Linked DNA regions of Homo sapiens: region 2 is linked to region 1. A link is a loop called in an ENCODE intact Hi-C map of the cell type or tissue named here. Cell type or tissue: CD4-positive, alpha-beta T cell. All regions are shown on one strand.

Region 1 (5,000 bases):
TTGGATCCAGCCCCATCAAACTCCCACATTGCCTACCTGCTTCTTACAATGCCCAACTCCCACCTCTCTGTGTGGAAGGACTCTCCCATCCTGCATTCAGGTACTGGGAGTCTCCCATGTGCTAGGTGAAGAGGGGGATGCTGGCCAGCAAGGGAGGGGAGTGATGGTGTGGGGTGGGTGAGGAAAGGACTTCTATCAGGCATCGGCTGCACAGCAGAGGGTCTAACTCCACCCCACATGCCCCCTCCTGTGATGAGGCCCCTCTTCTATCCACCAGCAACACCAGCAGGCCCCAGGTGACACGGCCCAGCTTTCAACGATGGAGGCACATCCCTGAGGAAAAGGAGGACACGCCTGCCCACCTGCCCCAGACCCAGCACCTACCATGGATGCTGCTGCTTTTGCTCAGGGCACCTGCCAGGGCCTCTGCACCTGCCCCACAGAGCCCATTGTCTCGAAGGTCCAGCCGCTTGACATATGGATTGGAGCTCAATGAGGAAGCCAGAGCCCGGGCGCCCTGGGACAGACAGAGCAAACACACTGGCCACTATCCTGGCTCATGCTCCAGGGCTCAGCCCACTCCACATCCTCCAGCTGGAAAGCCCTCCCCTTCCCACCTGTTTTAAGTGACACCTGCTTCTCCTTTTAGGCTCTGTGAAGGTCTCCCCCCACCCCCAGCTCTCCCTGACCCCCCAGCGGGTTAGGAGCCTGCAGGATCCACAACCCTTAACGCCACCTGTCACAGCCTCAATCCCATCTGTCTCCCAGATGTGGAGGGTAGGGCATGACTGACACAGGCAGAAGCTGGGGAGTGTAGGGGACAGACACAGGGGCACTCCCATGGCTGCTGTCTCCCGAGGCCTCTCCCCGTAAGCCTGGATACAGTGTCCCTCCAGTGGTACCTGGGGCCCCAGGCCACGGTGCCGGAGGTTCAGCTCTTGGGCGCTCCCTTGGCGCAGAAAGCAGGAGATGGGCACAACACTATGGGCCCGGCAAGACCTCAGGTACAGTGTGTCCCTGACCAGTTCTCCAAGCCCATCGGTGCCTGGCAGGAGACAGGGGGACGAATGTGGACCCTGCACAGCTACAGCCACCTGTGTCCTCCCCTGCCCTGTGTCACTACCTGGCCTATGTTTTGCCTCTAGAAGCACTGCTTCCTGTGCTTCTTGGGACCACTGCTCCCATATGACAGATGAGGACATCAAGCCTCAGGCAACGCAAATCTTTTCCTTAAAGTCATACGGCTATCAAAAGAAAGCTGGACAACCTGGGCAACATAGCTAGACAAATTTTCTTTTTTTTTTTTTCGAGACAGACTCTTGCTCTGTCACCCAGGCTGGAATGCAGTGGCACGATCTCGGCTCACTGAAACCTCTGCCTCCCAGGTTCAAGCAATTCTCCTGCCTCAGCCTCCCGAGTAGCTGGGATTACAGGCGCCCACCACCACACTGGGCTAGTTTTTTGTATTTTCAGTAGAGACGGGGTTTCACCATGTTGGCCAGGCTGGTCTCGAACTCCTGACCTCAGGTGATCTGCCTGCCTGGGCCTCCCAAAGTGCTGTGATTACAGGCGTGAGCCACCCCACCCAGCCAAAAAATTTTTATATTAGCCAGACGTGGTGGTCTCCTGTAGTCCCAGCTACTCAGGAGGCTGAGGCAGAAGGCTCACTAGAGTGCAGAGTTCAAGGCTGCAGTGAGCTATTATCCTGCCACTGCACTGACGCCCGGGTGACAGAGCAAGACCCTGGCTCTAATAAATAAATAATTTATTTATATATTTATTTATTAATAAATATGAGCCCAAGCAACCCAATGTTGTTTGTAGTAGAAGTCATGGCTGGCCTGCGCTGAGCATCCCACAGCTAGTGGTGGTAGCTAATCCTGCCAGAGTCAGGCCTCTGCCTGTCTGATGCCAAATTGCATGCTGTGTCTTTTAACCTGGATTGCAGGCCACAAATGTTTTGTAAACATTTTACGGGAGAAAAAACCGAGATAGTTCTAAATTCCATACATCCATTAGCTTAGTTTTTCCTGTGGATTGGGAAAACCCGGCTCTGATTTCATTTCAGGGTGGGACAGCCCTTGGTGCACTGTCTGGCGGGATTTTGCATTTTATCCTGATGCTTCCAGGAGCAATGAAGGGAAGGCAGGGGGCTGGAGGCGCCCCGCAGGCGGGTACGTTCCCTGCTGGCCTTAGCCCCAGCCCGCCTCCCCCAACCCCTGCGGGAGAAGACCCCCAAAGGGGAGGAGTCGGGCCTGCCCCCTCCCCCGAGCACCTTCCGTCTCCAGGTCGGAGTCCCAATTGGCCTCGGGACCCTGCTCGGCCTCGGGGACCCCTGAAAGACGCCCACAGGCCACCATAGCCTCTTCTTTCTGCTCTTCATCCTCCCCAGACCTCTCACAGGAACCCCTCATGGTTACGACCCTCTCGCAGTCTCAGACACTGAGTCGGAGACAGCTTGACCCCGCGCCCAGAGCGCGGCCCGGGATTGTGGGCGGAGTCTGCGGCTGCGCTGACCAACCGAATGTGCCGTCCAGCAACAGGCACCCCCCACAGCCAATAGCGACGCGCTCTCCCGCGGCGGTCGCCCCGGCAACCCGGTGTTGTCGGTTGCCGTAGAAACTGTGGCCGGCTTGTGCTGAGGCTCCTCGCCCGGGCTGATACACTGCATGCGCCACAGACCATGCACCGGATTGGGCGCCTTGCTGCGTTTATCCCCCTGCCTCCCCTAGGCGGTTCCAGCATCGCCCCCCTTTCATGGAATGGGAAACATGCCTGACTCCAGAGCTTGTGTTTTCTTCACTGCACTTGGGAATGGCTTTTCAGGAGGGCCTGGGGAACTTCGCAGAGCCAGGTCACCCTCTCACTCTGTGGCTCTCAGTTCTCTTGCATGCGCTGGCCTTTGCATACGCTGTTCGCTCCCCTGGGAACCTCCATCCCCATCTTTGTCTGCTTGTTGAACTTCAGAATCTGCAAGCGTCAGCTCAGAAGTCACTTATTCCTGAAGCTTTACTCAGAGCCCCCCCGGGGCTGTTGCTGCCCTCAGGCCGTCTTCTCACAGCACTGATAACAGCTGTCCTTCCCCATCCTCTCACCACGTCCACTCCCACCGGAGGAAGTGAGGCCAGAGGGCAGGGACAGAGCTGCTGTTTTCTGTGTGCCACCAGGGCCCAGCAAAGAGAATGTAGGGAGGGTGGGAGGTGCAGGGCAGCTGGGGTTAGGGGCTGAAGGCTGGGTGTTGGAGGCTGGATCCTGCTTTAGTGGAAGTGTCCCTTTAACAGCGGCTGGCGTGGCCTGGCTCGGGCCCTGCTTTGCCTCCTGTTCAGCTGCGGCTGCAGCTGCCATGCTGACTCATGTGCCCGCAGCTAGCAGGAGCTGGCAGCATGGGCTCCCCAGGGGCCACAGCAGACTAGGGGCTTCTGGATTATAAAACGGAGAAGTATGTGATGACCAGGAACTGGTGGGGGGGCGCCCTGCAGAGGCTGCTGCAGTTTGGGATCGTCGTCTATGTGGTAGGGTAAGAGAGAAGAGCTTTTGGCCAGGCTGGAGGGGCAAGGGAAGAGGTCGGGGGTGGGGCTTGGTCCTGCTGGGTTGAAGTTGAGGGTTGGGCTGTTTAGGGGCTGGAGGGGAAGGGGCCATAATGGGACGGGGTGGGAGGTAGGCAATACAAGACAGGAGAGCAAGAACAAGCTGTGTGTTTGTCCTGTGTGTCCACCTGCCTGCTTCCCAGTCCCTCCCCACGGCCCCACCCAGGGGGCACAAGACATTGTCCTTAACATCTGTGAGAGCTGGAGCACTAGGCCCCCAGAGAGACCACCAGCTATATCTCCGGTCAGGGGAGTCTATAAGCTCGGAGCTGGGTCTACTGAGGCTGGGGGTGGGTGCTGGCTAGTGAAGGTGATTGTCTGAGGGCACTGGCTCTCTGATGCATGGCTGGAGCTTCTGTCTCGTTCAGGGAGTCTACAGTGGGAAGTGGGGCCAGAGAGGATGCTGGACTGGGAGCCTGTAGGGTGTGGGGAGAGAACTGAGCATGTAGGGCCCAGCTCTGCCCCGTCACTACACGCTGGGGGGACACCACACTGCCCATCTTCTCCTTCCCAGGTGGGCGCTCCTCGCCAAAAAAGGCTACCAGGAGCGGGACCTGGAACCCCAGATTTCCATCACAACCAAACTCAAAGGGGTTTCCGTGACTCAGATCAAGGAGCTTGGAAACCGGCTGTGGGATGTGGCCGACTTCGTGAAGCCACCTCAGGTGGGGGCCCTGATGTTGCTGACGGGGGCGCAAGTCCTTTCCCCACTGACAGCTTGAACACCCGCCATGCAGCCAGTGTGTGCGAGAGAGAAGCATGTGATGCCAAAGGTGGCTGCAGGTTCTCAGGAAGGGCTTCACAGAGGAGTGGCACCTGAACAGGACTTTCAGGGATGTGTAGGAGGTTTCTGGTAGAAAAAGGGATGGGTTGAGAAACCAGGCCAGAGAAACTGCATTTCCGAAGGCTGCCAACAGAAAAGAAGGGAGTGTTTGAGACTAATGGCTTGAGCTTGAGAGTGGTGTGGGAGGGGTGTGGTGGGGCCAGGGCGTGGAACTTCCTGTAGCCCTGCTCCCTGACCTGGGGCACCTCGGTCAGGTGCTCCTCCTCCACCCTTCTCAGCTGCATTTTCCTCTTCCCTCCACCCAGCTTATCCACAGCCTTAACTTCCACCCACCTCTGCTCCTCTGATTCCCAGGGTGTATGTAGCCCCAGTGAACACCTGCCCAGAGCACAGCTGTCTTCCAGGTGCACACTCATATGTCCAAAGATCAATTATTTCCCTCTCCTGGCATGGCCTCTGTGACATCCACTAGTCATGATGGCTGTGACATCCACTAGTGCCTCAGCCAGACCCATGACTCAGCCTCAACCCCTTCCTGTCCCTTCCAACATTTTTCACTACTGCCCATGCCATGCCTGCATGAGACTATGGCCTCCTAGAAGGCCCTTAGATGCCCCTCTCGCCTCCTC
Region 2 (5,000 bases), 54 kb after region 1:
TTTACCACGAAGTTCAGGCAGTGCTCCTGGGGCAGACAGGCACAGGCAGGCAGGCAGAGTCAAGCCAGGGCCCCAGGCTGGGCGAGGGGCTCACAGTGGTGGGCAGGGAGGGGGCCTAAGCCTGAGCACACCCCACCCAACCCTGATTGCGCTGACCCCACCCCACACCTTGAGTTGGCTCAGCTGCAGCCGGGCGGCACTCTCGCACACAACCAGCACGTTCTGCAGGTCCACGGAGGCCTCGATGTACTGGCGGCACAGCTGCTCCAGGCGGCACAACTGGAAGCTCAGTGCCAGTTTGTACACATCCATGATGAGCAGCACATCCTCCACATGGCCTGCGCCCCAGAGCCCCCGAATCTCAGGGAGCCGGAGAGGGGAGGGCAGGGCACAGGGCGCAGGGCTCCCCCCATGGAAGAGTGTGGGCTGGGGCCACTAGGTAGGAACAAGGCCTCGGGGGACTCAGATGGCGTCCAGCTGCAGTGATCATGGGTAAGGAGGGTGACCTGCAGCCTCTGAGCCTCAGGGGGCCCATCAGTAAGGCAGGGCTGGCAGCACCCACCTTTTGGCTCTGCTGCCCGCACCCCAGCCCACACCAACCCTGCTCCACCCCCACCCAGGCGGACCTTTCCGTGGGTATTTGATCTTGTCGGTGTAGAGGAACTGCATGAGCACCTCGAAGGGCCGGGCCTCGGCCTCCCGGATGGCCACGTGCAGCAGGGGCGGCCGGGCCCCACCAGCAGCCACGCCGGGGGCCTCCCTGGGAACTGGGGCGGCCTCCTGCTCCAGCTTCTGTGGGGAGAAGGGAGCTCAAGGACACCCCAGTGGACACCAGGCATGGCTGCCAGGTCAGGGCAGGGCGGTTAGGCACCTCACCTGGGCCAGCCTCTCCCGCGCCTGCGTGATCTTCCTGCGAAGCCAGCGGCTCCGCGCTGTGACAATGGCTACGTGGCCCTGCACGCACTCCTCCTTCTGCACAAAGAATGATGCACTGGCAGAGGGCACAGGACCCTCGCCCCAGAGAACAGAGACCCAGCCAGCCAAGGTCAGCACCACCAGGCCAGCAGCTGTTTTTCTGAGGGGCGAAATTCCCACTGCCCAGGCACAGCAGGCAGAGCAGGGTGCGAGGACAGGCACCCACCTCACCCAGCACGAACTCCACGTCGCAGAACTGGCGGCTCTCCCACAGCCGCCCGTAGTCCTCGTGCAGCGTGCATTTAGGGTAACAGGAGAACTGCAAGAGGGGCCCAGTGAGACTAGATGTTGCAGACAGCAGGGTGGCCCCAGTGTGGCTGTGCAGGCCGACCCTGAGGTCCCCACCTGGCCCATGCTGACCCTCAGGGCCCAGGAGGCAGGTGGGCCTGGCTGAGGAGAGGAAGCAGCCGCTACCCCACCCTGAAAATACAGCCTGGCTCCAGCCTCAGCACCTGCAACTGTCCACGGCCGGCTCCACAGCAGGAAAGGGCTCCCCTGCCTCTCTTGCCTTCGGCTGGGCCCCAGGCCTCAGCAGAGCTCTGCCGTCTCCACTCTGCCTGGACCTGCGTCCTCACACTGGCCCCCACCAGCACATCCCAACCTCCTCCAGGAAGCTGGCCCTGACCTCACTGTGGCTGTGAGTCCCTGCCCTGACCACCTGCTCCTCCAGGCCTGGGAAGGGGCTGTCAACGCAAGCCACTGTCGGCCCTGGCTCTGCCCTGGGCCAGGCTATGATGCCTGTGAGGCTCTGGTGCTGAGCCCAGCTTGGCCCGGCTCCCTCCACTGACTCTGCCGTGAGCCCCAGCACCATCTGCCTGCCCCACTGCACGAAGGCTGCCCACTTTAGTGCCACCTCAGCCCACCCTCAGCCCACAGGGCTCCTCCCAAGGCTTCCATCCTGCCAGGTGTGGCCCTGGCAATGGCCTGGATAAGCCCTGCCCCCCAACTTGGCCTCAGTTTCTCATCACGGGGGATCCGTCCACCCAGCCGGCTCTACAGGCCCACAGGCCCCACACCTGGAACCTGTACATCTCCCCGCTGCGGATGTTGTTGTCCACCGTGCCCCCGAAGATGTACATGGCGTCCGAGATGACAGCAGCCGCGTGGAAGAGCCTCCCACTGGGCAGCTGGGGGACAAGAAGGCAGGGTGGAATGGTGGGGGAGCAGAGCCTCCACAGTGCGGCTGGTGCAGCCAGGTAAGGCAAGGATGCGGCACCTCATGGCCATGAAGGGCCAGGGGGCAGGGTCCCCAAGGGATGAGGGCCCCTGGGTACAGACACAGGTGGGACCTGGTACCCATGTAGGCGAGTGGGGCATGACGGGCCATGGAGACCCTCAGAGTGGTCAGGGCACTTGGGCCAGTGTGTGGCACCCACCCCAGAAAGCTGCAGCCTGGCCAGCAGGGTGAGGGCCCTTGGCCCTGTACCCCCTTTGTGGTGTGACCCCAAGCAAGTATTTCTCGGGGCCTCAGTCTCCCCATGTGTGAGAGGTGTTGATCACAGGACCTGTTTCAGGGGGTGATGGAGTCTTAATGAGGATCCCAGCCTGTACCTCCGAGGCAGGCTGGGTGGGCTGCTTGGCTGAGGTGGTGCCAAAGTCCAGGCCAAACACATCTCGGGACTTCTTGAAGCCAACCCGCTCCTCATAGGTCAGGGTGGGCACCTCCTCGGAAGCACAGGCTCGCTCGGGCACTTCAGCCCCACCAACCTGAAGAGGGGAGACACATGGGCATGAGACCAGTTGGCAAGGGCCAGGTAGGTGCCCAGAGACCCCCACCATCCTGGCCTTGAGAGTGGGTTCTGAAAGAAGGAAGAGCTGCATGGCCGTGGGCTTCCCAGGAAAGGTCTGCAGCACAGCAGCCCCATGCAGCCATGATGGGGTGTGAAGCGTTAACTACCTGCAGGCTGTGGGGTGAAGCTGGGGCTGGAGGCCGGGGCAGGTGTCCAGGGCTGAGGCCCAGGTGTCCTGGCCTTGCTCCTGGTAGCTGTCTGGAACCCCAGGGGGCCCCAAAGCTGTGAGGAGCTGGGTGGGAGCAGGGTAGGAGCTACTGGTGTCCAGCTGGCAGGTCAGGACACCCCTGGGCACCCTCACCTCGCTGTCGGAGCTGGGCTGGACGACCTCCCAGGTCTGGAAGTCCACGTCATAGCAGTGCAGCTCGTTGGGCAGCGTGTTGTCGGCCGCACCCCCAAACACATAGAGGTGGCGGTCAAAGGCCACCATGGTATGCCCGTAGCGCCGCTGCGGGGGTGGTGGGGAGCCCCGGAGCAGGTGTTCAGTTGGGATGCGTGTCCACCTGGGGGTACACAACAGTGAATCAATGCTGGGACAGGGGCTCCTGCTCACCCTCGGGGCCTCCCCACAGCAGGCCTTCACTGGGAGGTCCCCCTGCATCCCTTACGGTGACTAGCCCAGGGTCCAGAGGGAGGGCCTAGACACCTGCGCTGAGCACCTCTCACCCCATCCAGCACGGGCACCAGCCCTGCCTGGCTCCATGTGGCCCACCGCAGGGTCCTGCCAGAGCTCCCCCCTCTCCCCATGGAGCAGGCAGCAGTGATGGGCAGGAGGGTGGCATCTGACCCGCCCAGGCAGTCCTGCTCTCTGGGGAGTAAAGTTGTGCAGAGACCATTGCAGGTCACTGTGTTCACGCTGCCCAGTCAGAGCATCCCCACAGCTGAGTCCCCATCCTGGGAGCTGCCTGTACCCCACATCCTGATGCTGCCCCAGCACCTTCCACCTCCCAGGCTTCCCAGTACCTCCCAGCAAGTCCTCTCTTTTGCTAAGTTAGCTGAAGACTTCAGAACAGATCCTGGCCTGGCAGGGCTATGCCATCTGGCTCCATGCTGAGCCCCAGGCCCTTGACAATTTCCCTCATCCTGGGGCTCCCTGCCCTTCCTCCCACGCACCCGTGGCCTCCAGGGAAGCTCCCAAGTCCCTTCCCAAACCCCCTGTACCTGCAGCTCACACTCCTTGTGCCCTCTCCTGCAGCCCCATTGCAGGGATCAAGGGCTGGCCAGCAGCCAGGGGCAGCATGGGCCAGACCTCTCAGGACCTGCAGGCCCCTCTGGTCTTCTGCCATTATTTGAGATCTATGCAGGCCACGTCTGTTACTGGTGGCACTGACCAAGCTATTCACGAGGAAGGGGACGTCCTTCACGTTCAGAGGGAGGCCTAGCCAGGGGCCTCCTCGCCAGGCCTTATCTTGCTAAGCTGTAGCCATATCCTGGGGACCTGCCAGGGGCACCGCACATCCCTGCTCCGGGCTGTAACCTCCTGCTGTTTGCAGAGCTCACAAGGATGGTTACCATGGCCACCAGGTGCAAGAGGCGTTCTTCATATTCAGAAGGATTCGAGGGAACTGACCGTCCTCCCTCCACCCCACTGGCCAGAGTACTCACGTCTTGTCCTTGAATTCAAACTGGAAGAGGTTGTTGGTTATTTTGGCTCCGCTTTGCCCAGAGAATACAAACATCTTGTCCCGGCACACAGCCACGGGGAAGTTGCAGCAAGATGGGGGGATCTCGCCACTCTGGGCCACCTGCAGGGGGAGAGGACAGCTCAGCCCCGGCCTCACAGGGCCCGCTCACATTTCACCACACTCGAGACTGCTGAGATGGGACTGCTTTTATTCTTGAAACTTCCCCAGATGAGGATTCACAGATTCCTTTGTCTTGGAACAGCTCATAGCCCTGTCTCATCCACTTCACGGGGCCCAGTTGTGAACAGCTGGGGTTAAAATCGTCAGGGTTAAATCATCAGGGGCTAAACTCATGTTTTTCATGCCCAGAAGACTGAAAAACAATTTTTTTTAATGAATAAATAAATAAATTCCATGTTTCTAAAGGGGAAAGCAAGCCCAGGGGGAGCTCCAGGGAGCAGGACACTGGATAGCAGACGGCCCTCACTGCACTGAAATAAAGGGTGCGTTAAAGCAAAACCACATCCTCACACACGTGGCACTCTGCCCATCCAAAGCACCAAACCTCGAATCACTGTGCAGCCACAGTGAGGAACTGGTCGTGAAGGCC

The links. A loop is a pair of places that touch in the nucleus more often than their neighbours do. Peaks named below come from ENCODE experiments on the same cell type or tissue, not always from the same donor. Only the 100,000 strongest peaks of a DNase experiment are listed, where the experiment ranks them.
Region 2: it touches region 1 in a loop (9-fold over the local background); 20 of 110 quality-filtered maps call a loop at or near these places.

The regions. Positions count from the first base shown.
Region 1 is chr22:21,043,401-21,048,400 of GRCh38, reverse strand. LRRC74B (leucine rich repeat containing 74B) reads right to left here and starts at 2,455. Exons shown (of 10, transcript NM_001291006.2): 1 at 2,276-2,455; 2 at 903-1,045; 3 at 385-517. The coding sequence starts at 2,414. It also overlaps the pseudogene P2RX6P. In CD4-positive, alpha-beta T cell, no CTCF peak of the experiment used is centred here; a DNase peak (open chromatin) is centred at 2,610; H3K4me3 peaks cover 639 bases; H3K27me3 peaks cover 453 bases.
Region 2 is chr22:20,989,896-20,994,895 of GRCh38, reverse strand. LZTR1 (leucine zipper like post translational regulator 1) reads right to left here. Exons shown (of 21, transcript NM_006767.4): 8 at 4,371-4,510; 9 at 3,067-3,268; 10 at 2,527-2,682; 11 at 1,992-2,102; 12 at 1,142-1,234; 13 at 877-972; 14 at 627-792; 15 at 169-338; 16 at 1-26. Among named protein-coding and RNA genes, the nearest start is that of THAP7-AS1, 9.5 kb to the left of the region's middle. In CD4-positive, alpha-beta T cell, no CTCF peak of the experiment used is centred here; no DNase peak of the experiment used is centred here.